4 separate regions of the Homo sapiens genome follow, and all the other regions are linked to region 3. The links are chromatin contacts, found by Hi-C or POLR2A ChIA-PET in ENCODE. All regions are on one chromosome and are shown on one strand. The core of a region is the stretch at or near the end of the contact, and the rest is flanking DNA. Distances in the headings are between cores, read along the strand shown. Region 1 holds the start of PRKCE (protein kinase C epsilon). Region 2 holds the start of ATL2 (atlastin GTPase 2). Region 3 holds the start of COX7A2L (cytochrome c oxidase subunit 7A2 like). Region 4 holds the start of SOS1 (SOS Ras/Rac guanine nucleotide exchange factor 1).

What was found. Hi-C counts contacts between places; a loop is a spot of excess contacts on that map. ChIA-PET counts read pairs that join two places held with the same protein, here RNA polymerase II (POLR2A). Pooled maps may share reads with other maps.
Region 1: a map of CD8-positive, alpha-beta T cell shows a loop between it and region 3 (15-fold over the local background). The contact joins the promoter of PRKCE here to the promoter of COX7A2L in region 3. A Hi-C loop is called at or near these places in 3 of 168 maps with a recorded cell type or tissue (CD4-positive, alpha-beta memory T cell, CD8-positive, alpha-beta T cell and naive thymus-derived CD4-positive, alpha-beta T cell) and 6 of 50 pooled maps.
Region 2: a map of naive thymus-derived CD4-positive, alpha-beta T cell shows a loop between it and region 3 (22-fold over the local background). The contact joins the promoter of ATL2 here to the promoter of COX7A2L in region 3. A Hi-C loop is called at or near these places in 1 of 168 maps with a recorded cell type or tissue (naive thymus-derived CD4-positive, alpha-beta T cell) and 8 of 50 pooled maps. POLR2A ChIA-PET finds 5 or more read pairs at or near these places in 1 of 52 experiments (Panc1).
Region 4: a map of natural killer cell shows a loop between it and region 3 (16-fold over the local background). The contact joins the promoter of SOS1 here to the promoter of COX7A2L in region 3. A Hi-C loop is called at or near these places in 2 of 168 maps with a recorded cell type or tissue (B cell and natural killer cell) and 11 of 50 pooled maps.

The regions. Positions count from the first base shown.
Region 1 is chr2:45,647,051-45,653,460 of GRCh38, reverse strand. PRKCE (protein kinase C epsilon) reads right to left here and starts at 1,786. Exons shown (of 15, transcript NM_005400.3): 1 at 1,013-1,786. The coding sequence starts at 1,360. LOC102724965 (a long non-coding RNA gene) reads left to right here and starts at 2,246. Exons shown (of 2, transcript XR_005647119.2): 1 at 2,246-3,496; 2 at 4,078-4,734. RefSeq lists enhancers at 1,108-1,728, 2,217-2,511 and silencers at 1,887-2,356, 2,527-2,626, 3,257-3,356.
Region 2 is chr2:38,374,017-38,379,661 of GRCh38, reverse strand. ATL2 (atlastin GTPase 2) reads left to right here and starts at 2,389. Exons shown (of 13, transcript NM_001135673.4): 1 at 2,389-2,519. The coding sequence starts at 2,402. RefSeq lists silencers at 1,970-2,019, 2,090-2,249, 2,470-2,969 and enhancers at 2,220-2,469, 2,296-2,795, 2,796-3,297.
Region 3 is chr2:42,357,346-42,363,496 of GRCh38, reverse strand. COX7A2L (cytochrome c oxidase subunit 7A2 like) reads left to right here and starts at 2,280. Exons shown (of 3, transcript NM_004718.4): 1 at 2,280-2,407. The coding sequence starts at 2,336. RefSeq lists enhancers at 1,540-1,629, 2,190-2,249, 1,619-2,362, 2,270-2,589, 2,363-3,107 and 1 more and a silencer at 1,820-1,989.
Region 4 is chr2:39,117,160-39,123,493 of GRCh38, reverse strand. It overlaps SOS1 (SOS Ras/Rac guanine nucleotide exchange factor 1), which reads left to right and starts at 2,443. Exons shown (of 23, transcript NM_005633.4): 1 at 2,443-3,158. The coding sequence starts at 3,072. RefSeq lists a silencer at 2,574-3,293 and an enhancer at 3,494-3,573.

The DNA.
Region 1 (6,410 bases), core at 537-3,036, 3.3 Mb before region 3:
ATGTAACAAACCTGAAAACACAAAAATCCACATCCTAAATTAATACCTTCCTTCCAAGAAGAGAGAAAAAAAAAAAAAAAAAAAAAAAAACAACCCAAAAACAAACACAAAAAGCAAAATGAAGGTTTGCTTCTCTCTGCTTGTCCAAGTGCCAAGACTGGATGCATTTGGTTTATAGTAGATTGAGACAAGACCTCTTTCCAAATCCTTAATAGTTTAATAATGGAATCAATTAACAACTCAATCTCATACTTAGAAATCGTCTTTTATTGCACAGTATCTTGACAATCAAAACAGAGAAACAATATAACTTTAAATAAGATTCAAAGCACTGACTTCCAATTACCCACAAGCAGAACCCTTCTTAAAATGCAACATTCATTCTGCATGGATGGGCAATGAATTGGACAAAACAAGCTCGACTGATGTTTCTGGGACCATAGAGGAGACATCCTGGAGGAGAACACATTTTTTCTACTTGTATGTCAGAAGATGAGCTAACCACCATGCAAGAGAATAGAAACAAGCCAGCTTCCTCTCGGAGGGAAAAATAAAGCAACTCCTCGCTCGGCTAAGCAGGACAAAGCCAGGACGTGCAAGAAGCCTTCAGTCAAAGGCTCCACGTGCCTTTCCAAGGACGGAGGGACCCACCCACACACAATCACACACAGCCAGCCCACCACGCGCCTGCGGAAGAAAGCCGGGTCCTCGGCCAACCTTCAGCACCAGTGGCCCAGGCTCTCCCAGTTTGCAAACCTCCCGCAGCACCCACCAACTGGAGGGCACAGAGGGAGCAGAGGGCCACATCCTCTTTCCAAGTCTCATCTTCCTCGCCAATGCCTGTTTCTCCCCAACTATGAAGTGAAGTGTACCTCCCCAAGGAAACTGAGACTTACAGGCACACACACCCCAGTCGTCAATAAGTCCCGGAGCCCTACGATCAAGACCAGCGAGTCTTTCCCCGGGACCCCACAACCGGGTTCCCGGAATGACGGGGAGGCGCCGCACTCACCCAGTCCTCGAAGTGGCGGCTCCCGTTCTGCAGCAGCTCCTCAAACTGGATGGTGCAGTTGGCCACGAAGTCGTCGTAGCCTATGGGGGCATCGTGAAAGACAGCCAGCTCGATCTTGCGTCCGTTGCACACATCGGTGACGAACTCGTCGTGCCAGGCCGGGCTGTTGGTCTTCTGCTTGGTGGCCGTTTGGCCGATGCGCGAGTCGTCCACATTGAGGGCAATGTAGGGGTCGAGAAGGAAAGTCTGCGGCCGGGGTCCCACCGCATGGCGCAGCGACCAGGCTGTGGGCTTCAAGCTCACGGCCTCGCAGATTTTGATCTTAAGAAGGCCATTGAACACTACCATGGTCGGGGCGGGGAGTGGGGGCCGGGGTCACTCCGTCTGCCCCGAGGGCAGGAATGAAGAACCGACGGCCCGGCACTCCGAGCCACAGGGACTCTTGGGTCCCCTTTCGCCCCACCCCGCACACTCCCTACACCTTGTGGCGTTGCGCCCTGGCGCGGGCGATTCTCAGCCAGTGCATGTATTTCCTCGCCGGGTTCCTAACGGAAAACAGGGAGGGGGGAGAGCTGGGGGATGTCCGTGTTTGGAGCAAGTCTCTCCCCCCGACCACCAGCTGCACCTCCAGAAGAGAAGACGAGCTGTCGGCTCCGCTGCAAGCCGCGGGGGCTGCCTCGCCGCCTCGCTGGCTCTCCGGCTCCGGACTGCGGGAAAGCGGGCGCCGCGCCCGGCGCTTACCTACCTTTCCGAAACATAATCCCGGGAAATTTCGACTCCGGGAGGGGGATGGGGCGGTGGGACGGGGCGGGGACGAGAACCGGGGGCGCAGATTTCAACCCGGATCCTCTTCGCACACTCAGCGCCTGCCTCTGACCGCGCGGGGCGGGGGGGTGAACGGAGGGATGTTCAGTCTATCCGGAGGGATGCATGTCGAGAGGAAATGGTCCTCCTCGGAGCCAAATTTTTAAAAATCCACAAGCCCCACGGCCAGCCGGGGCCGCCGCCTCCTGGGCGAAGCAGCGCCGCGCCGGAGCCGGCGATCGGGAGGCGCCAGGAGCCCGGAATCTCACATCCGCGCGGGCTCGGAGTCCGGGCGGCCGCCGATCCGGCTCGGGGGCGCAGGCCAGCACCGGGCGGTGCGCAGCGCGGCGGCGGGGCAGGGACTGCGACTCAGCGCGGCCCCACCTCCTGGGCGCCGGCGCCCGCCCTCCGCGCTCCCCGCGTCCCCGCTCTCGGCTGCCGCTCGCTCGCCGCCCGCCAGCCCGCGCTCCCCCGCGGTCTCCTCTCCCTCTGTCGGTGTGCGAGCGAGTCTCCCTCCCTCTAATGCAGGAAATGCGCAAAAGACGTCAGTGTGTGTGAGTGTGTGTGTGTGAGTGTGTGTGTGTGCACGCGCGCGCGCGCACGGCAGTGTTTGGGGAAATAGAAAGTTTTGCCGGTTGGGGGAGCAATACGGAAAAAGTGAGCCGAGGAGACAACGGTGGAGAGCTGGCGAGGCTGCCCGGGGTCGCAGCGGCGGGCGGGTCAGCCGGGGGGCGGGGACCCCGCGCGGGACCCCGGGGTGCGGCGGCGCTGGGCTGGATGCGCGTGCCGGGGGCCGTGGATGGCCATGGATGGGCCCCGCCGGGCCGCGTATCTCTCGGGGACCCTGCGGCCAACACTGTCTTTTAGAGCCGGGGATGGGGGAGTGGAGGGGGCCCTGTTGCCCTAGAGGCCTCGGGACCCTTCCCTTGCCCACCCCCACTCGGGCCGCGGCGGGCAGGAGCAGTCTGCGGAGTTCTGGCCCATCTGTCACTCTGTCCCGGGACGCTGTGATCCACGGCGGTGGGGGAGGGGGAAGGGGGAGGGACAAGCATGGCTCGGGTGAAGTTTTAAACTCTGTTCTTCTCTCTTGCCTTTCTTTGGGGACATTCTCCCCTTTGGGATCTGTCCTGGACTTCGCAGGCTGCGAGAACTTGTTGACAAGTGAAAGCTCGGTAGAGCCCCGGCTTGGTTTGTGGTCTGCTTATTTTTTGCAAAGTGACTGTTCCTGTTTGCGCTGGTCCTTATCGGTGCCCCTTTGGGGGACTTCGGCACTGATCAGCGCGCTGACAGCCGCCGTCCGGGCTGCGGGAAAATGGGGCGCGCCCTCCGGGGGGCGAGTGGCTGTGTCCTTGCTAATTTCCTCCGTAACCTTTAAACTCTCGCTGGAAGCTACCGCCGCGGCTGGTCACGTGAGGAGAGCCCTGGGCTGCTGGGGAAAAATTTCCTCGGCTGGGAGCCGGGACCGGGCCGGCGGCCGGCGAGGGACTGCCCCGCGCCCGAGACTGGGAACCTGGGAGGGCAGGGCCGGAGCGCTGGGCCCCGGGGCGCGGCCCAGCTGGGACACCCGCGAAGACGGCGGCGGTGAAGAGGTCGGCTCCGCTGCCGGGGAGCTGGGGATTATGCAAATGGGGAAAGAAAACCTCCGCCCTCGCCCTTCTGCCAAGTCAAGTCTGGGAATTTGTAGGTATTGTGGTAAGCTGAGTGTTCATCTGGCGGGTCTGGTTAGTGTAAACCAAAATTTAAAACGCGCCTCCCGATCACTTTTTCCTCAGTGGGTAAAGGTTATCATTGCCTGCGGCTTAAAAGCCTAAAAAGGCTTAAAGGCGAGGAAGGAGGCAGTCCCCTGGAAAAACAGGATATCAAGTGCAGCAAACACGTCCCAAAAATGATCCGAAAAGTTCTAGGGCCATCTCCTAAGAACAGGCAAAGCCTTTGCCTGCAACCGCTCTGGAGCTTCCTAATACAGTAATTTCTCGCAGCCTGCCCTGTTGAACAGGGCAGCTGGGTAGAGATGGTGCTAAGATTCAGTCTTCCGTATGATCTAGGTAGCTCCGATGTAAAAAGCCAGGATTTCAATGGTTGTCTTACCCTGTCACTCCCCCAGCTGGAGATACGATATCTTAAAATATGTCCGTTTGACAAAGCACAAGCAGGGGTATCTCATTGCTGTTTAATTTTTATTTCTTTGATTATTACTTTTTTCCCTTTTGCTTCTTCCTTCCACTCTGCTATTCTCATGAAGCCTCTTTCCCCCTTTCCAGGGCATGTGATGGAAGGCAGTGGCAAATATGGCTTGATCTTCTGAAAATGCATTTGGGAAGCAGAGCCAGCACCAAAGTGAGATGAGTGAGATACTTTTCAGAGGCAAAATGTAAAGGGTACCAATAAACGTAATCAAGATAAAGATTTAATACAATTTTTTAAAAATAAAAATGTGAGAATCCAGAATGGACACAATATCCACATTTTAAATAATTTTAAATATTGCACTAAAATATTTATACTACTGAGTTTATTGGCACCTGTTAAATTTTGTACCTGAGCCGAGTGCGTCACTCATCTCACCCTAGTCCTGATCCTGTTGGGAAGTCTGGAAAGTCAAGGATTTCATGGAGTTAGGGATCCTTGACTAATTGGTGCTTCATATGTTCTCATTACTTGCTTTGGGTAAGTCTTGTACAGGCAGGAGCCACCATGCCCAGCCCCCAAATATATTAAATAGGGTCTGTTACCATCTCAGTGACTGTCTTAAAACAACCTACAAACTTCCAGCACCATTTCCTAGCATGCTGGCTCAGCAGACTGTTACTCCGTGTAAATCACCAGACTGCAATTCTCAAGGGCGACCAATGCTTGTCTCCTTTCCATTACAGCAACTCTTTTGGAGCAAGGGTAATAAAAGACTTTGTCAAACAAAATACATGTTTTGTATTGGATTAATGTTTACATAAAAAGGGAGAATGCTGGTAGTCTGCATGCAAACACTGCTAGTTTCCTGCCCTTATTACCTCCTTATTTCTAAATAAATCTCTCGCCTTCCTACTCTCAAACTTGGCCAAATGAAAAGTTGAATTCCCCAGGGACATCATGGAGATGCCAGGTCCAAAATAACCCCCTGCTCCAGGTTTCATGTGAAAAGAAAATCCCAAGGAGGGGGCTTAGACGGTAAAATTCCAATAGGAAATTATTGCCAGCTTCATCCTTCCCTCAGCCCCTGTCTCCAATCCCAAAGGATAAGACAGTGGTTAGCATATACATTGAGTAAAATGACCTTTGGATTCCAACTATGGCCTAGTTATTTCATAATCTTTGTGAGAAGGAAGAAAATGATACAATAATTTAACAAAGATGACCAAAATGGAGCCTTTCTCCTTTCAAAATTAAGGCTTATGAGAAAAGAATAGAACAACAGATGTGGCCAGGACAGGGCGATCAGTGTTGCAATAGGTCTATGGATGGGAGTGGCACAGAAGAAGGATCACCCCTTTGCCTGGGGAGCCTGGGAAGGCATCAACCAGCAGAATCCTTTGAGCTGAGTCTAGGCTTTCCAACAGGAGTTCTTCCAGCAGCAAAGAGGGAAGGGAAGGGTACTGGCTGCAAAAAGTATAATGTGTACAGGTAGGAAAGCCATGACTCTTCAGGTAAGCGGCCAGGTGTGCCCCACTTGTGGCAGGTAGTAACAGGAGATGAAGTAAGTAGGAACCTGATAGTTAAGACCTCAGAGGGCCTGCAGATGGGTCTCAACTTTTTCCTGGAGAGACACCAAACATTCCAGCGGGCAAGCAGCATAACTAGAGTTAATACTTTACAAAGGCGATTTTGTGATGGATAAATATTTTTCTCTTCTGTAATTTTCCTCCAGAAGGCTCACCTCAAAACAGGGTATTAGACAAAGAGAAGATCCAAGTCTGAAGATGATTTACACTCTGTATAATCAAAATTGAAACTGTCTGTGGATACTGTTTAGATCAGCTGGAGGAAGCGGGGAAGGGGGAGCCAGAACCGTAGACTAGCGCGTTAATATTCATGTCCCTGTTGCTGTGCTGGTTGTTGCCATTTATAGAATGTTAATGGGCTTCTGCAAAGGTCTGCCTGGTCAGGGTCTATCATACATTCCACACATGCTCCGCTGAACAGAATCCAACCACCTGGGCCATGGGATGGAACGCGCAGCAGTATAATGACACAGAAACCTTCTAGAGCTCCGCTGGTCCTGCCCCAGCCTAGCCCCCACCCGACCCTGAGCCCCACTTCAAACTTTGCCCCACACCTATACTCCTGTGGTGGGCTTTTGTCTGCCCTGCCATGTCTTCTTATTTTGGCCCCATCTCAGCTCCGAATTCTGGCCCCATCTCTGCTCTATATTCTGTTGCAGTGACTCAGGCCAAGCTTCACTTAATACCTGCAAAGAGGTGGAGGGATCAGAGGCAGCCCTATCGAGCTTGCTGATGGATGCAGAAGGAGATGGCCTGGTGCCCCTATTCCTCAGGGCCTGTGACTGTGAGCCCTACTCACTAGGATGCCATTTGGAGAATAGCATAACATTCTTCATCTTCTGTGGGTCAGATGTTGGGTTGTGTCTTGGGATTTTTTT
Region 2 (5,645 bases), core at 1,140-3,639, 4.0 Mb after region 3:
CAATGGCACGATCTCAGCTCACGGCAACCTCCACCTCCCAGGTTCAAGTGATTCTCCCACCTCAGCCTCCCGAGTAGCTGGGATTACAGGCACCCGCCATCATGCCAAGTTAATTTTGGTATTTTTGTGGAGATGGGGTTTCACCATGTTGGCCAGGCTAGTCTTGAACTGCTGACCTCAGGTGATCGCCCCACCTCGGCCTCCCAAAGTGCTGGGATTACAGGCATGAGCCACCACACCCAGCCTTTTTTTTTTTTTTTTAAATAAGCGTTTGACCTCTCTTGATTCAGGCATAGTAACCACAGATGGGGGAGAGAGTGGGTTTGGGAGCCAAGATAGGCAGAACACCAAAAAGAGAAGAACATAGGCAAGGAAAAAAAAAAGAAAAGAAAAGAGAAAAGCAAAGCAAAACACGAAACACATGGGGTAGCAGCCTAGATTAGTAGATAGAATTGAAGTCCTTAAAATCGAAGGCACAGTGAGGGAAACCATAAGGTCTTTTATTACATGTAAGATATTCAATATCTTCCAAAGGACTGCCTATACTAAGCATAGAGGGTGATTTGGCTTAGGTGAACACTGCACTTTGGTAAGGATTCAGGTAGCTTTTTGTTGTCACTGACTGTATCAACCTTAATTTAGCAAATGGCCTATGCTGTGCTGTTTGTAAATGGTTTCTTTTTTCTATGTGCCTAAGCAAATGTTTTTTAGTGAGTAAATGACAGTAAATAAATCTTTGTAGAACAATCCTCGTGAAGATTTTTTTGCCCTTCTTCTCCTCCTCCTCCTCCTTCTTCTGCTTCTGCTTCTTCTTTTTCTTCCTTTTCAATACTACGTTTTTCAGGCCAATGATAAAACAGAAAATGTCTTGACAAAGTGAGCTCTCCAAATCATATATCACAAGGACGTAAGAGGAATATCACTTAACAAGTTGATAAAGATCCTGCCATCAATATGAACGAGGGGGAAGGGTAACTGTACTTTAGATTGTGGAGGTGGTTCAAGTCCCAGAACTAGAATCTTAGTAACTCAAAGAATATTGCCAAGAACACGTATATAGTTATTCTCCTAGATTTATGTGACAATGATGACAAACTCCATATTCTGTTGAAATATATTTGGATGGGCCGGGCGCAGTGGCTCACGCCTGTAATCCCAGCACTTTGGGAGGCTGAGGCGGGTGGATCACGAGGTCAGTAGCTCAAGACCAGCCTGGCCAAGATGGTGAAATCCCGTGTCTATAAAAATACAAAAATTAGCAGGGTGTGGTGGCGGGGGACTGTAATCCCAGCTACTCCGGAGGCTGAGGCAGAGAATTGCTTGAACCCGGGAGGCGTGAGCCACCATGCCCTACCTAGAATGGTATTTTGAAAGCTTTAATAACACCAGTGCTTTTCTAGAGATTGTGCATGCTGTGAATTTTAGACTTATGAAAAGACCTGGACAAAACAGCTGTTTGTACACCCGGACATCTGTTTTTACTGGAGAAGAGGAATTTCTAATGCAGCTGGCAGTATGGTAAAAATCCAAAGGGATCATGTTTCACAGACGCCTCCACGGGCTGACTTGTAATTTAAAAAGTGACCTGAACTTTCTACTGGATGTCACTGGATCCCCAGAAGAAGGTTCATCACAATTAGGTAAGAACCTGCCACGATTCATTTTCCGATTAGAGTGCTTTCTGGCATGCCTCTGCAAGGTGCTAGGAGCACAGGGCCAGGGTATACACAGTTGAGAAGATGGGGGAAGGTCTCATAAGTAGATGGGGAGCGAATGCAAACAAACCTTAGGATGGTGGGGGGGAGGGGAAGCAACAGTAGGGACTTGGGTGAGGAAAGAAAAGATCAAGAGGAAAAGCAGGGCACTGGCAACAACTTGGGGGGTGGATGGGGAGAGAGGAGGGGAATGGCTGTGATGAGGAGGGGGCGATGAAAAGGAGAGAAGGGGTGCGAAAGCCACCTCACGTGCAGGACGCACGAATCAACGATTAGAGATGTAAAGCGAATTGGGAGGGAGGGACTTAGTTCTCTGGAGCTCCCTTCTGCGTTTGCAGAGCCTGGCCCAGCGCTAAGGGGGTGTGGTGCTGAGCTCAGGGAGGTGGGGGTGTGAGACGGCGGCGGCAGGGACACCCCCGCCCCAGTCCAACCAGAAACTTGGAGCCGGGGAGACGGATCTGCAGGCGGGCAGGGCGAGGGCGGAGCGAGCGAGCGATGGGCGGGGCGGGGGCGGAGGGAGGGCGAGGAGATACAGGCGGAGGGCGAGGAGATACAGGCGGAGGGCGAGGAGATACAGGCGGAGAGCGGCGCTAGGACCCGCCGGCCACCCCGCCGGCTCCCGGGAGGTTGATAAAGCGGCGGCGGCGTTTGACGTCAGTGGGGAGTTAATTTTAAATCGGTACAAGATGGCGGAGGGGGACGAGGCAGCGCGAGGGCAGCAACCGCACCAGGGGCTGTGGCGCCGGCGACGGACCAGCGACCCAAGCGCCGCGGTTAACCACGTCTCGTCCACGACCTCCCTAGGTACGGGCCAGCGAGGCAGAGGCCGCGGGGCCCTGATGGGGAGAGACGCTCGCTGCTCGGGCTCGCGGGCACCGGCCGCAGGCGGCGGGGTCGGAGTCCGCGGCTGGTTCAGGTCTCCTCCCGCCGCCGCGCCTGCCCGCCGGGCCTAGCCTCAGCCGCGCCCCGCGCTCCCGCAGCGCGCGGCCTGAAAGGGCGGCTCGTGGGCCGCGGCTCCAGTAGCTGCTGGGAGAACCAGTGGCGCGCGCGTCTGCGACCGGCCCGGCCCCCTGCCCGCCAGCCCGCCGCGTGGCTGCCGCCGTGTCCGCCCCGACCTTAGGGGGCGGCCTTGAGCCGTGGCCGCCTGCCCGGGGCGCGGGGAGGTCGGCTGCGGCTCCGCTCCGTCCGGCGAGCTCCGGACGCGGCGGGGCGACCCGTTAGCTGGTGGGCGTTCGCTGTCCCTTACGCGGACAGGGAGGAAGGGGTGGCCAGGGCATGATGGGCCCCGCGGAGGAGGAGGTCGCGCGGGGAGCAGACACCTTGCTGCCGGGTCCGAAAGCTCCTTAGACACCCTTCCTGGAGGGAACCGCAGTCCGCAGGCCAGGGCTCTGTCCCCGGGCTCGCGTTTCGGGGCTCCTCGGCTCCCGAACCCATTCGCGCGGGTTGTGCGTGGCTAGGGTGCAAGTCTAGATTTTCGTGTCAAACTGGGGTTATGAGCCGTTTACGAGTCACTTGGACGATAGTAAGGCCTGATCACTCTGAAAGTGTCTGTAGTGTGAAGTCACCTGATCCTTGGCTCCCTGGTTTTGCTGAATGTGAGCTCCTACTGTACGTGTACCAGGAGCGCCCCTGCCCCCTCGAAGACGCAGTTGCGTTGGCAGCGCAGTGTATCCCTCTCACTCATAACACCCCTATTTATAGGAGTTTAGCGTTTGATCTCTCACTGTGGTGCGAATTGATCGCATGAAATCCTGATTGAAAATTTTGATGGTACTTAAGAAAGGCATAAAGTTTTTTCAAAGGCTTATAAATAGTAAAAGCCTACGATTTGGTAAGTACGGCCAAGATAAGAGTTTATTATTAAATACAGATACGAGCTCGTGTCTTAAGATTTCTTTTTTTACGGTGTGTAAAGGTTTTGCTGGATAAAATGTAAAGCATTTTGGTATGATGTTAACCACAAGGACTCACTTTAATAGGAAAGTTTATTTGAAATATACTTCATCATTCCTGGTAGTTCTTGGCGCATGTCAGAGGTGATGACAGACTGGAGTTTTGCTAAGGGAAGAAGAAAAGGAAATAAAGCTTATTTTATTATTGTCTGCCAACCAAAACGCTTGACTGTTTGTACAGTGGTAGCACTCTGTAGAATAAAAAACTACCAAAGAAGCAGCTTCGCCTTAGATGTGTGCTGGTTGGATTTCTTAAGTAATTAATTGTTTTGGAATGCGGATGGATTAATTTCGCTCTTTTGGTTGGACCCTAGGGGAAGAAGTGTGTGTTCTTTTCTTTCTTTCTCTTTCTTTCTTTCCTTTTTTTGAGGTAAGAGTTTTAGATGCAGTTTCAAAATATTCTATGTATTTACCTTATTAGAAGAAACATAAATTTATACTTCAGTTATGGTTGTGAACGTTGTTGTGCTGTGGTATCTTGAGAAGAGATGATACTCTTCAGATTGTTGTTGAAATAGGGCCCACCATTTATTATTTAATAAATGCTTTTGTCTGCTACTCATAGGTTTTTGTCCTTTGTTTTTTAGGACGGATCAGCAAGACCTTCACTTGATAGCCATTCCTAGCAAATGATTGCCTAAAACAGTCCCTGTACCTGCTAATTTGCTCCGAGTCACTCATTAATGAGTTAAAAACTAAATGAGCTTGGTAGGATTTGTGTTTAAAGTGAGAAGAAACAGACTGAATGAAAAGGACTCATCTATTTTTGACTGTGTAGAAACTCTTTGTCTCCCTCTGCTTCCTGGAGAAATAGCTTCAAAAACCAAGTTGGGGTCAAGTGTCACTTGAGTAGTTTAGTGTTAGGGAGAGGCTTTGTGTTTATTCTTTTAGGAATGTAGGATCTTTAGAAAGCAAATAAGTACTCATTTTATTGGCTTTTTAAGTTGATAGGATTCTGTAGATATGATTAAATCTATTTAGTAAAGTGTTTTGAAATTCTTCGAAATTATTTAGGGAGAAGTAGCTGCCTTACAGTAAAGATATTATAGGGAAAAGAAACCCTGAGTGAAAATAAGATTATGGCCTTAAGTCGAGTGCACATAGGTGTATTTCAGGATTCGTTTTTCTGTGACTGTATTGTAACTTTAAAGTTTTGGAATATTCACAAGTATAAGTAACTTTCTTGAAATTGTTAGACCTTTTCCAAAATTAGGCTTTTTCCACAGTTGGTATTAGGCAGCTAGCTGCTAAGAGTACGGGGAGACTGATTAACTAGTTTGATAATGCTGGATGGAGTTCAACATATATTTTTTAAATTTTGGGACTTCATAGCAAGATGTATTAAAAAATTGTTGATGGTCATTTGGAAGACCTGTTTGACACACACAATTGTCAGCAAAGCTGTTTGTCAGGCCCTTAAAAAGTTAAGAGCCAGAAATGTAAGGCATAGGAGTAGAAGTTAAACTTTTTGGTAATGGTGGTTTAGAGCTTTACAGCGCAAAGATTTTCTCCAGATAGGTGCAGGGAAGCAGCTTTCTTCTTTTCTTTCTTGTTTTTAACGTGTAATGGTATTCTGATTTTGTAGACATTTTGGGTTTTCAAAGTCCAGGTGTATTATTTACTTTCTAGAAAATTTGAGAGTTATTTACTTTAAGGAATGTAGATGTGAACATAGAATAACTGAACTTGATTCCACAGTGAATTCATTACTTTAGTAGTTTTCTTCCTATCCGTTAGTCCTCCACACAGCACATGATACACAACACTCGAGGGCTTTCTCTATGGCTTTAAAAATGGATAGCAGGCTGAGTGCGGTGGCTCACGCCTGTAATCCCAGCACTTTTCGGAGGCCGAGGCAGGTGGATCACCTGAGGTCAGGAGTTCGAGACCAGCCTGACCAACATGGAGAAACCCCCTCTCTACTAAAAATGCAAAATTAGCTGGGTGTGGTGGCGCATGGCTGTAATCCCAGCTATTT
Region 3 (6,151 bases), core at 1,031-3,530:
TAAGAAAATAACCAGTGTTGACAGGCACCTTATAAAAGAAGCTGGTACACCTTAGTGCTGCTAAAAGTTAGAGAATATTCTTTCGTTTCTTCTTCCAAAATATGTCCAGAAGTCAGTGGGATGGAGACAGTAGCTGTCCCAAATCATTTAATTTCTCTTTTCAATCTAAACTCTATGAAAGGCTTTTTCTTTCACTCAATATTTGCTAGCGCCTGGGACTCAAGAAGGCTAATGTCAATGGATCATTTTCTTTTGAGGTAGTCGAACTTTTTGTCGTAGAAAAATCTTCCTGAATCTATTCAGTATCAAAACATGGGGTGGGCCTGGCACGGTGGCTCATGCCTGTAATCCCAGCATTTTGGGAGTCTTGAGTTTGGCAGATCACTTGAGCCCAGGAGTTTGAGACTAGCCTGGGAAACATGGTGAAACCCCATCTCTACTAAAAATACAAAAAATTAGCCAGGCGTGGTGGCGCGCATCTGTGGTTCCAGCTACCCGGGAGACTGAGGTAGGAGAATCACCTCAGCCTGGGAAGTCAAGGCTGCAATGAGCCGAGATCACACCACTGTACTCCAGCCTGGGACAGAGTGAGACCCTGTTTCAAAAAGAATTTAAAAAAAAAAAAAAAAAAAAGGAAATCACTAGTCCCAAACCACTTATCCTTGGAGAAATATGGACATAAACCCAAATTGCATGTTCTTTCCATTATATCACAGTGTCTCTTTGTAAAAGTGGCAACTTTGGGCTGGCTTACATGAATTCGCTGAAACCTTTACAACATATTGGCGGTGCTGAATACTTGGGGCTCTTGAACGTAAGCCTGCAACCAGGATGCTGGTGTACACCCTCACCCTGGAATGCTCAGCCTTGATCCTCCTCTTTTCAGAATGGCTTCATATCTATTTATTTGTAACATAGTGCTTAACAGTAGGAAGTCTTGAGCCAAATGCCTAGCTCTGCCACTTATCCCTGACCTGAGCAAGTTACTTAGCTTCTCCAGGCGTCATTTTCCTGTATTCTAAAATGGAGATGATAATAGCATTTACCTTATAGGATTGTTGTGAAGATTAAATGAGTTTAGGGCAATGCTATATATAGGTTAGTATCATCCATCAATTTGCAACATGATTTCATAAGTGCATCTAGAATATGCTTGTGTAAACCTATGGTTAGATGATGAAGCTAAGAAAAGCCTGAGTCCATCCCTGGAGAGTAAGAAACTAGTATACTCCTTTTACACAGTACCTTGCACACAGCACAGGCTTAACAGACATATTTAAATTGAACTGAAGCGAATACTACCAGAACTGAAAGTGGTAGTTCCAGATCTTTCAGGCTCAAGGTCCAGATTTTACAAGTGTTTCTGATCACCCTCCCCCTACCTCATTTATCGCAAAGAGCAGAGGCCAGGAAAAGGATGAATAATCAATGACCTTAAAACTCAGGTGAGAATAAAAACCAGTTCTGAGAAACCGTGTGACATTTACATCCTGGTACCTGAGCTTTAGATCACTCTGCATGTGTATTTCCTCTGCACAAAGCCCAGGAGGCTACTTTTATATTATTGGGGCAAATCTCCCAACAGCCCTGGGTACTAAACAGCCTTCAGCAGGTGCTTCCAAATTTTCTTATTTGCTTCAACTCCCAGGTTGCCAGGGGAAGCTTGGCCGACAAGTCTATACTCCTGGGCAGACTGAGCAACAGCAGGTGGTGGCTTCTGGATAAGAGGTGCTCTAGGTCGGAAGGAAATAAATGAGACTACGATCAGTTAAAGTTCGGTAAAGCAAGAGACGCCTTCAACCCGACGACCAGACGGTGGCTCCGCAGCACAGACTCTCTCGGATGGTGGAATTCCCAACCGGCTTCGATGTAGCCCCGCCCCTACCCAGACCACGCCCACCAATCACCGCCCTCTCCCCCCCAGGCCCCGCCTGGAGCCCGCCCCTCCTAAAGCATGCTCCACCTGACTCCGACACTGCCGGGCTTAGTCCGCCGGGCTTAGTCCGTGGAGCGCTTGCGCATTTCTTGAGTTGTCGTGGCACTGCCCAAATCTGAATGGGGGAAAGAGGGAACTTCATATTTCCTACAGACTCCGCCACAGCGACTTTGCGTGCTCTCTTAGAGCTGGTTTTGCCTTTCGTGGTCCTGAGAACCCTGGCTTTTGGTTCCCCAATGCGGCTTAAGTGTGCAGGTTTTAAGTTAGGCGATCTTCGGGCAGCCCTAGTCCCAGCACCGGGTCCTTGCGCTGAGTCTCGGGACCACAGCCGGGGAGGCGGGGTCCTTCTCTGGGGCGGTCGCGTTGGCAGCGGATGCGGGAAGCCGGACTCTGGGCGTCATGTACTACAAGTTTAGTGGCTTCACGCAGAAGTTGGCAGGAGCATGGGCTTCGGAGGCCTATAGCCCGCAGGTACGAGTGGCGCCTGGCCAGCTCGGACATGAGAAGTGGCGGCCCTAGCCTCGGCGACAGGCAGTCGCGGCGTTGGAGCCAGGGGAGGCTTCTGCCCGCGGTCGAGTTCGTCTCTGTTCTCCTTGCACCTCCCGGGGCCTCTCCACACCAGCGTACGGTGGTCACTGAGGCTTCTTTTTGTGTACCTGCTCACCTGGCGGGGGCTGGCCTGGCGTGGAAGTTTGGTCTGGCTCACTGCAGGGGTCAAGGTGACCCCCGGGGTCACTTGTCTAAAAGGGATGGTTTGTGGGGGTCCCCAGTGTGACCCGAGTCAGAGGTCCGGCCTTCTCCCTCAATTCGAAGACATCTGGCTTTCGGCCTCCTTGTCGTTTGTCATCTGCCAGAGCCCCATAGGCAGCCTCACTTGAGCTCGAGATTAGAGAGCGCGGGGCTATAAAGGCGTTTAGAGAAACCATGGTGCAGGGGGTTGGGGGGCTATGATCTGGGTTGGGAAATTTAACAGGTTACTTAACACGTCCAGGGAGGGAAGTTGCATGCAGCGAGGTTACACTTTCCCGATTGTAAAATATTTGACAGATGCTCGTTGTTTGGGTTGTCTGAAAAGTATTCCATTTCACGCAGATTCTACCAATTGGAGTTTGACTCTCCAGCATGTGTTGGGGGTAAACATGAGGGATTTTAGAGCCCCAGACGTGCCTTTTCAAATCATGGCGTTTTCCGCTTTAATTGTGTGACCTTGGCCAAGTTATTTAATTTATTGTGAGCTCAGTTTCATCCAGGGCGGCGTTAGTACACATTAAATGAAGTGTGTCAAGTGACTAGCAGTTTGGGCAGGTGGTTGGTTCTGGATAAGTGTTAACTGTTCACCAGAAGCTGTCTGAGATAGTATATTCCCTCCTAATCCTCTAGAGAAGTGTGGGAAGTGTCGGTGAGATACGCAGTTAGACTGCAGTAGTGAGGGGCCCAGATGAGGTGTAAAGGATACTCCATTACTGTTGCTTCATTTCCTTTTTCTGTGGGACACTGCAGCTTGCCCAAGAGGCAGATGTTTAAGAAAGATTTCAGGTCTGGTACCGTGGCTCACGCCTGTAAATCACAGCACTTTGGAAGGCCGAGGCCGAGGGTCGCTTGAGCCCAGGAGTTTGAGATCAGCCTGGGGCAACATAGTGAGACCCTGTCTCTAAAAACAAAAACAGATGATTCTAATCTCAGATAAGAAGGGCAAGTTTTTTTTTTTTTTTTCGGGGGTTAGTGGGGGAGTTGCGGTGGGAACGGGAAGGAAGAGTTTAGGGTTTATAAATGTTGAGTTTGTGATATGTCATGCTTGGTAGCAGCTAGATTTTTGAATATGGAGTTTAATAAACTTGGGTGTCTTCAGCCCATAGGTGGTAATTTGTAGGGAAGAAAGGTTGGATTATAGTTAGAGTATAGAAACATGAGGGAAGGGTGGAGAAGGAGAATGTGTTTAAAGAATAGTCCGGATGAGAAGGGAAACCAGTGTGGTCTCACTGAAACCGAATTGGTAATGACTTGTAAGGAAGGAATAGTCAGCAGTGTTGCACTTCTTTTACAGATTATGTGAGAAAATGGCCATTTCTATCATCTGCTTCTATGAAATGTATTCTCCAGTGTATGGATATTAAATGTTACAGTTTGATGAGTTTGGACAAACCCATGTACTGTATAACCACACCTCCCTCAATATGCAAGATGTTACATCATCCCAGGAAGTTCCCTTGTACCCTCTGTCAATCCCTGCCACCTTCTTATTCTGACTTTTATCATCATAAATAGATAGTTTTGCCTTTTTTTGAACTTCATGTAAATGGAACCAGCTCTGACCCAGGCTGGAGTGCAATGGCACAGTCACAGTTCACTGTAGACTCACTCCTGAGCTCAAGTAATCGTCCTGCTTTTGCCTCTGAAAATGTTGGAATTACAGATGTGAGCCGCCGTGTCTGGCTGCTCAAAAAATATTTTTGAGGTTAGTCCGTGTTGTACGTATCAGTAGTTAATTCCTTTTATCCTCTTATTCTTCTGTGGGATTTCATTTTATAAATATATCACAGTTTATTCTGTTGGTGGTAGTAGATGTTCTTTTATTTATTTTTTTAAAATATTTTTTGAGACAGGTTCTTGCTGTGTTGCACAGCCTGATCTCGAACTCCCCGGCTCAGGCAGTCCTGTCACCTCAGCCCCCTGAGTGGCTGGGGTTACAGATGTGTACCACCACACTTGGTTTATGTTCTTTTAATATATCTTCAGCATAATCTAGGTTTTGTTGCTTAGTAAGAAAAAAGTAAATTTTTCGACTAAAAACTGGCATATTGTAATAAAATGGGCGCTCAGCAGAGATTACCTTGCGATGAGTTTGATATAGATAGGGCTTTCAGATTTCTAGTACCTCTCCTCGTGAATCGTGTTTCTCTTGAGAATTTGAACTTCTTAGTTACTTAAAGATTTCTTAAACTATGTTGAAAAGAAGTGATACTGTGTAGGCTTTATATGAATTGTAAATTTCTGAGTGATTGTGACAGGTGCCCTCCCAACTAGGTGCTCTGACTTTGGTAATTAGGAGTACTTCAGCTTTTTCCTTTCCTGGAAACATACGATGAAGATGTTTGTAATTTGTAGTAGTAAGTAAAGTGAATAATTTGCCATGCACTAAATAACATAATATGGAAAAGGTGGTTCTGTAACAATTGCACAGGTAGAGATTTGTAAGTCAGCTTGACAGCAAGCAGTTGGTGGGATGGCATTTTCCATTGGTTGAAAGGCATCTTCCTTACCTTTCTCTGAATTGCGTCAAAAATAAATTGAGGCCAATAAGCACATGAAGATGTTTAACATTTTCAGTTATTAGAGCAAATCACAACCACAATGAGGTACCATTTAGTATCCACCAGAATGCCTAGAATCAAAAAGACAGATGATAACAAGTATTGGTGAGGATGTAGAGAAACGAAACATGTTACATTTGTGGTGGAAATGGTAAAATGACGCAGCCACTTTGGAAAACAGTTTGGCAGTTTGTTAAAAAAGGAAACGTAATTTTACTGTGTGATCTAGGAATTCCTCTCCCAATTAAGATGGCAGAATGGTATTCTAGGTAAAGGGAACTGTGAGAGTGAAGGAAGGGAGGGGGTCTGGAGGAGAAGCATTGGGTAGGTAAGTTTGACTGTGGAGGATGGAGGTAAATCATGAAGGGCCTAGTATGTAAGGACTTAATTTTGTGAGGCACTAGTAGGAAGTTGCAGAGCAACTTGATGCAGAGTTGTGGTAGTTTGTCCTTTCAGATGAGACAGATGTTGGGGATGAGGAGGGAGGGCTTCAGCATGATTGGTGAATTGGTGCTTTTCACAGTGACAGGGTGTTCCTGAATGGGCTTAGGAGTGAATTTTGGACATGATGAGTGTGAGGTGTCAGAAGGACATGGAGGTAGGTGGTGATGTCTAGCTTACCGTTAGAAATAAATAGAGGTCAGGTGCGGTGGCTCACACTGGTAATCCCAGTGTTTCCGGAGGCCAGGGCAGGAGAATTGCTTGAGGCCAGGAGTTTGAGACCAGCCTGGGCAGCAAAGTGAGACCCCGTCTCTAAAAAAAAAATAAGAAAAATTAGCTGGGTATGGTGAAGCGTACTTGTAGTCCTAGCTACTCAGGAGGCTGACGCGGAAGGATCACTTGAGCCTAGGAGATTGAGGCTGCAGTGAGCTGTGATCAATGCGTTGCACTCCAGCGTGGGTGA
Region 4 (6,334 bases), core at 1,194-3,693, 3.2 Mb after region 3:
CCCAGCTACTCGGGAAGCTGAGGCAGGAAAATCACTTGAACCTGGGAAGTGGAGGTTGTAGTGAGCCAAGATTCCGCCTGCATTCTAGCCTGGGCAACAAAATGAGACTCTGTCTCAGAAAAAGAAAAAAAAAAAAAAAAGATTGTTTCTCTCTCTCTAGGAGTTTACATTTTATTTGGGGGCAGGAGGGAAACCAACAACCAAAAATAGAGGACTGATTTGATTTAGTGCTAGCAGGAAATAAAAAGAACATAAGGTAGAAATACACAGGTGAGAATTACTTGGAGTGATCGGAGAAGGCCTCTTGGAGGTGGTGATGTTTATAACCAGCCAAGGGAACAGTTAGGGGTTCTAGGCTGAGAGAAGAACAATGTTCTTTAGGCAGGTTGTTGTTTTCTAGGAATAGACAGAAGGCTACTGTGACTGGAGTGTGGTGAGGCGAGGTTGTGAATGGTGAGAAAACATTGAGAATGTGAGCAGGAGCCAGATGCACGCCTTTGTGGGGTACGGTAAGAAGTTTGAAATGTATTCTAAGAGCAATGGGAAGCCAAGCAATAGTTTGGGGTACAGGCTTGATGTTGGTTCATTTGGAACCATACAAACCAATCTCTTCCCCCATATCACAACCCTTTAAATATTTGAAGAGGGCTGACCGGGCGCGGTGGCTCAGGCTTGTAATCACAGCATTTTGGGAGGCCGAGGCGGGTGGATGACGAGGTCAGGAGTTCGAGACCAGCCTGGCCAATACAGTGAAACCCCATCTCTAATAAAAATACAAAAATTACCTGGGTGTGGTGGCAGGCGCCTATAATTCCAGCTTTCATTCCACACACTTTGAAAGTGGGGAGTTTTTCAAATGTAAACCAAGTATGTATATTTTTATTTTTTCAATAAAACAATAAAGATGGGTCTCGCCAGCCTGGTCTCAAACTCCTGAACTCAAATGGTCCGCCCACCTCGGCCTCCCAAAGTGCTGGGATTACAGGCGTGAGCCACTGCGCCCGGCCGGTCTGTGTGTATGTGTGTGTGTGTGTGTGTGTGTGTGTATATTTTTTTTTGAATTGAAACGGAGTTTTGGTTTTGTTGCCCAGGCTGGAGTGCAGTGGCATGATCCCGGCTCACTGCAACCTCTGCCTCCTGGGTTCAAGCGATTCTCCTGCCTCAGCCTCCCAAGTAGCTGGGATTACAGGCGCCCACCACCATGCTCGGCTAATTTTTGTATTTCTTATGGAGACAGGTTTTCACAGTGTTGGCCAGGCTAGTCTGGAACTCCTGACCTCAGGTGATCCATCCGCCTCGGCCTCCTAAAGTGCTGGGATTACAGGCATGAGCCACCTCGCCTGGCCGGCCTGTGTATTTTTAAAGGAAATAACCTAAGAGTTGTTTTTCCAGATTTTCAAAGAGGTCCTGTAAAGATTAAGAACCACTGAACCTTTCTCGTTTATGTGATCCTGGTTACTGTTCTCAGGAATAGCAGGACACAATGTCAGCTTTAACCCAGGCTAGTTCCTCTAAACTGCCTTCTTATCGGTGAAATGAAAATAATAGGGTTGCTATGGGGATTAAATGAGATGATACTCAAAAAAATGATAATTAATGATAAATCATAAGGTGTCTGCCACAAAGTGCCCCTATTATAAACAAACAGTGGCCTGGAGGGACAGTTTATAAATACTGCTCCTTTAGCATTCCACTAACATTGACTGAGTGCCTGTTCTACACTGTGTAGAGGCCCTGGTGAAAAAGATCTGCCTTCCAGTTTATTATCTAGTCGAAAGAACCGCAAAAGATAACAAAACACAATAGACTGAACGCCCTGAGAGGGGCATAAGTGCAGTGCTCTAGGAGCTGTAAAAGAGGTCTCGATATCCACTGGAGGAAAGTGCTTACTGGAGTTCATTTCTGGAGTGGGTTTAAAAGATGAACAGAGGGAATCTAAAACATTCACACAAAATCAATACTACACGTACACATTTTATTATTTTGTGGAAAGACCACTTAGAAACACCGCAATCACTTCTACTACTCAGCAGATACTGAGCAGTAGGTTTCGTGACAGAGCACCTGTCTTTTGTCCAGTCTGTTTACTATACATTGCGTGCTCTGGGCAGTCCTTATCTTCGTGTTCAGGAACAAAGTACACACACCCCTTTCCGAAACGAAGGGCCCAGGGACTCCGAGAAGGGTGGGAGCCCTCACGGCCAGGCCACACAATGGGGAGCCTCTTTACCCTAGTCATCACCCACCCTTGCAGGCCCCACTTTGCCAGGGTGCGACTTCTCGGGCCCCTTCGCCCCTCCCCTGCAGCCCCCAGGAGCGCAGCCACAGCCCGGCCGGGCGCCCTCCCTGTCTCTCTCTCTCTTTCTCTCTCGAGCTTTCCTCCTCCTTCACCGGGAGCCGGAAAACCCGGAGCGAACCAGCCCAGCACGGCAGCGCATGCTCAGTAGCGAGCAGGTTCAGTTCGCTAGTAGGAAGCTCCAGCGCTACACCGGCGGCGGCGGTGGCGGCGGCGGCCGCGGCGGCACCTCAGGGCAGCCAGATTCCCCAACAACGACCTCCGGTCCTTCCCCTTCCCCGCGAGACCTCCGCCCCAGCTCCGCCCCGCCCGGGGCTCTTGCGTTTCGGAGTCCCAACTACGCGGAGCGGGCGCCGCGGCCGGAGCGTCCCTCCACACGTCCTCCCCCAGCCGCCAGCTCCGCCGCGGGGCCAGACCGGGCCCGGGAGTGCAGCCCCGGCGGGCGGGCGGCGGCCGCGGCAGAGGGCAGCCCGGGGCGGCGCCGGCGGGCCGGGGAGGGGCGGGGGGCCTGGCCCCGGGGCGGTGGTGCGGGATGCCGCCGCCTCCGGGCCGCGTCCGTTCTCCACGGCTGGTACCTGTGTCGGGTGGGTGGCCAGGCGCGGGCCTCGCCCCCCAGCCCCCTCGCCAGGGCTAGCCCGGCTGCGCGGCGCCCGGAGGGGGCCGGGCCGTCCGGTGGGGCCGCGGCCCTGTTCCGCGCTGCGAGCTCGCCCTCTCGCGGCTCCCTGGCCCGGCCGCCGCCGCCCCTCTCCCCGCCCAGAGGCGCCCCGGGGGCACCATGCAGGCGCAGCAGCTGCCCTACGAGTTTTTCAGCGAAGAGAACGCGCCCAAGTGGCGGGGACTACTGGTGCCTGCGCTGAAAAAGGTGAGGAGCACGCGGGACCCCGCTTCCCGGCCGCAGCCCCCCAGCGCGGGCGCTGGGGAAGGGCTGGGGAGGCGGGGCGCGCGCAGGGCCGTCTTTCTTCCCGGTCTCGCCGCGTCTCCAAAAGGACGGCGCACACGGAGAGGCCCCCCTCATACGGCTGGCTCTCGGTGTTGACATCCACCGGGTGTGTGGGAATGCCGCAGGGAGCCGGGGGGAGTTTATCCGGATAATCCAACCCCTGAGAGGTGAATGCTTTGCCCTTTGATTCCAGGACAACAACAGTTGGAGGAGCCTCAGTTTTCAGCGGAGGTCAAAGCAGGCCACTTTTCCGTCTTCTTGGTCTTAGCCCGGAGCTGCTGTCAGCCTACCGTTTTAGGTGTCCAGTACGCTGGTTTTAGTGGCTTGAGAATGCCCTGGCCGTAAGGCTTGCTCAAAGGAATTGCGAGCTCGCCTGCCAGTAGGAACGTGGCCTGCTCTGCTCGCCGTCAGTATTCACTCCTCATTCTCCTGGTTTCCCCCGCTCCTCCGATTAACAGGGGCTGGTGCACATGCTACCAATTTCAGGGGGGTTTTGTTTTGTTTTTGCAGCGTTCGAGATTCTTGGTGCTGTCATTTGGCTTGTTAAGAATTTTTAGCCTTTGTATGTTTAAGTTTGCTACATTGTTACCTGAAGTTACATACCCCCGATCTGTGCTTTTAAATGTTTTAGTATAATTAGGAAGTGTTCTTACGTTTTTAAAGCTTCTAAAGCAGCAGTGTGACAACCAGACTATTTTTGTTTTCTTTTCTTCATTTACCTTTTCTGTAAAGATTGCTTTACTCTTCTAATAGTGTTTCTAAATCCCAGTTTCTTGCTGCTCAAAGAATGTTTCATGCTAACTGCTTCTACTAAGAATGGAGATTATGTTTTACCTTTTATGCTAAACATTAAAAGGTGTCTGATATTTCTCAAAGGCCAGTAACTTTTACTTTCCCTTTTGCCCTGTTCTCCTCCGGTCCCTCTTGCTGTCTTACAGTGGAAACTATTTGGTTTTTCAGGAGAATTTGCTCATATATTTCTGGCTTAAATTACGGACATTTTCCCCTTCAAGTGTCTGACTAGTCACAAACATCTATGTAATTTTTTTTAAAAAACAGAAGAAAAGATGCCATATATCTTACATACTTTACTCCTTAGAAATCCCTTCAGGCTCTCACTCCTTACTTTTGCTTTACTTGCAAGTTTGACTTCTTAGCTTGTAATGGAAGGGGTGTAGGAGGTCTCTGTGATGCTAGAAGCTGGTGTCCGGATAGAGTAAGGGGAGACACGGAAATTGTTTAAAAACGTGTAAAGGAACTCATAAAGCATTGCCAAATAGGGGCCATTTTGCTTAGAGGCAAAAGCAGCTCCTTTCCCAGGGGAATCACCAAGGTATCAGCTGAGGATCCTTTGAAGCAGTGGAAAGAATATTGTAGGAGTTGACAGACGTTGTTTAATTCTGCCACACTGGTGGCCCTTGCTGAAATCTGTCCACAAAAGCATTTTGTTTGGCTGGCATAGTGTTGTTTTATTTTTAAATGTAATTAGTTGCTAATATTTGAAAATGGGAGATATTACATAAAACCTGAATTTTCGGCTTTTCTTGAAGAATAGGAAGGTCTTGTCATTTAGGGCCTGTATTCAAGCGAGGCACTAAACTGCTGGAGTTGAGTAAATGGCTCCCTTCTTTAGACAGGTCATGTATCTCCACCTTACCACAGCCCCCACTTGTCCTTTTTGCATATTTACATAAAACAGCTTTTGACTTTAAGTTAGAGATACTTTTGCAGTAGAAGTGATAGGAGGAGGTGGAAGTGTACATAATCTAGCTGATATGTAAGGTTCTTCCAATTCTTATTTAAATAGCCACTAACAATGATTCTAAACAAGATTGAAAATACAGTATGTTTCATATCTGGATATGCTGTTGGTAGCTCAAAACCTACGTTTTTACTTGCCTGCTGGACATTTCATGTGGATATCTCCATATCTTGATTTCTTCCTTTGATTTGTTATTGAATTATTCGTAGATACATCCGACTTGTGTTCTCTTACTCTTACCTGAGGCTCTTTGGATATGCTAGTCCCTTCATCCTTCTTTGCCTGGTCCAACACTACTCATCCTTCTAGACTCACTCAACCTGAACTGTCAAATCATCAGGGCTGAGTTGGATATTACTCCTTTGTTTTCTTTTTGCACCCTGTCCTAGCTCTGTGAATTTTAAGTTCCTATTTACTTGCCTATAACTAGATTGGATGCTCCTTGAGAACAGGGATGATATCTTACCCACATTTTATTCCCCATACTTATAGTGCTTGACATCTGGTAGGCACTCAATTTGAATAAATAGGTGAGGGGATATACAAACTAAAACTATCACTTCTCTCCTCCACCTGTCATTTCAGTTTTTCTTCTCGATTAATGGCTTTATTGTTACATTTGACTGGTTTAAAATGTTGGGGTCATCTCTGGCTTCTTTGTATTACTGTGCACACTCAGGTAGAGCCTGTATGTTCATTTCCCTTTGACATGTTCTTCTAGTCTATTCCTCCTCCGACTTCTCTAATTGAGTCTCCTTTGTCAGACTACTGTGATAACTTCTTAATGGGGTTCACTGGCCCCCACCTCACCTTCTGTTTTTCAAATCTCACCAGTTATAGGACACTTCTGAACATGTCACACTCAGAATTGTTGATGTCTTTTGAGTTCAACCTATGCTAAAGTGCACTTTTTAGCATAGAATTAACAGCAATTGATATTTGGCTTCATCCTGCTTTTCTGACTGGATTGTCTACCATAACCTTTTATCTCCTTTTTGCTTTAGCCAGTCCGGACTGCTACTTTTCCTGAATATGGCTGGAATGTCCCACTGTATCTGTTTCACCGCATCTATGAGTCTAAGTCCTATCTTATCTATTGCACAAATATATCATGCCTACTATAGACCAGGTATTGCCCTTGACACTCAGGCTAAAAAGGTAAATGACAGGGCCGGGCGCAGTGGCTCACGCCTGTAATCCAGCACTTTGGGAGAGCAAGGTGGGCGGATCACGAGGTCAGGAATTCAAGACCAGCCTGGCCAACGTGGTGAAACCCCATCTCTACTAAAAAATACAAAAATTAGCCTGGCGTGGTGGTGGGCACCTGTAATCCCAG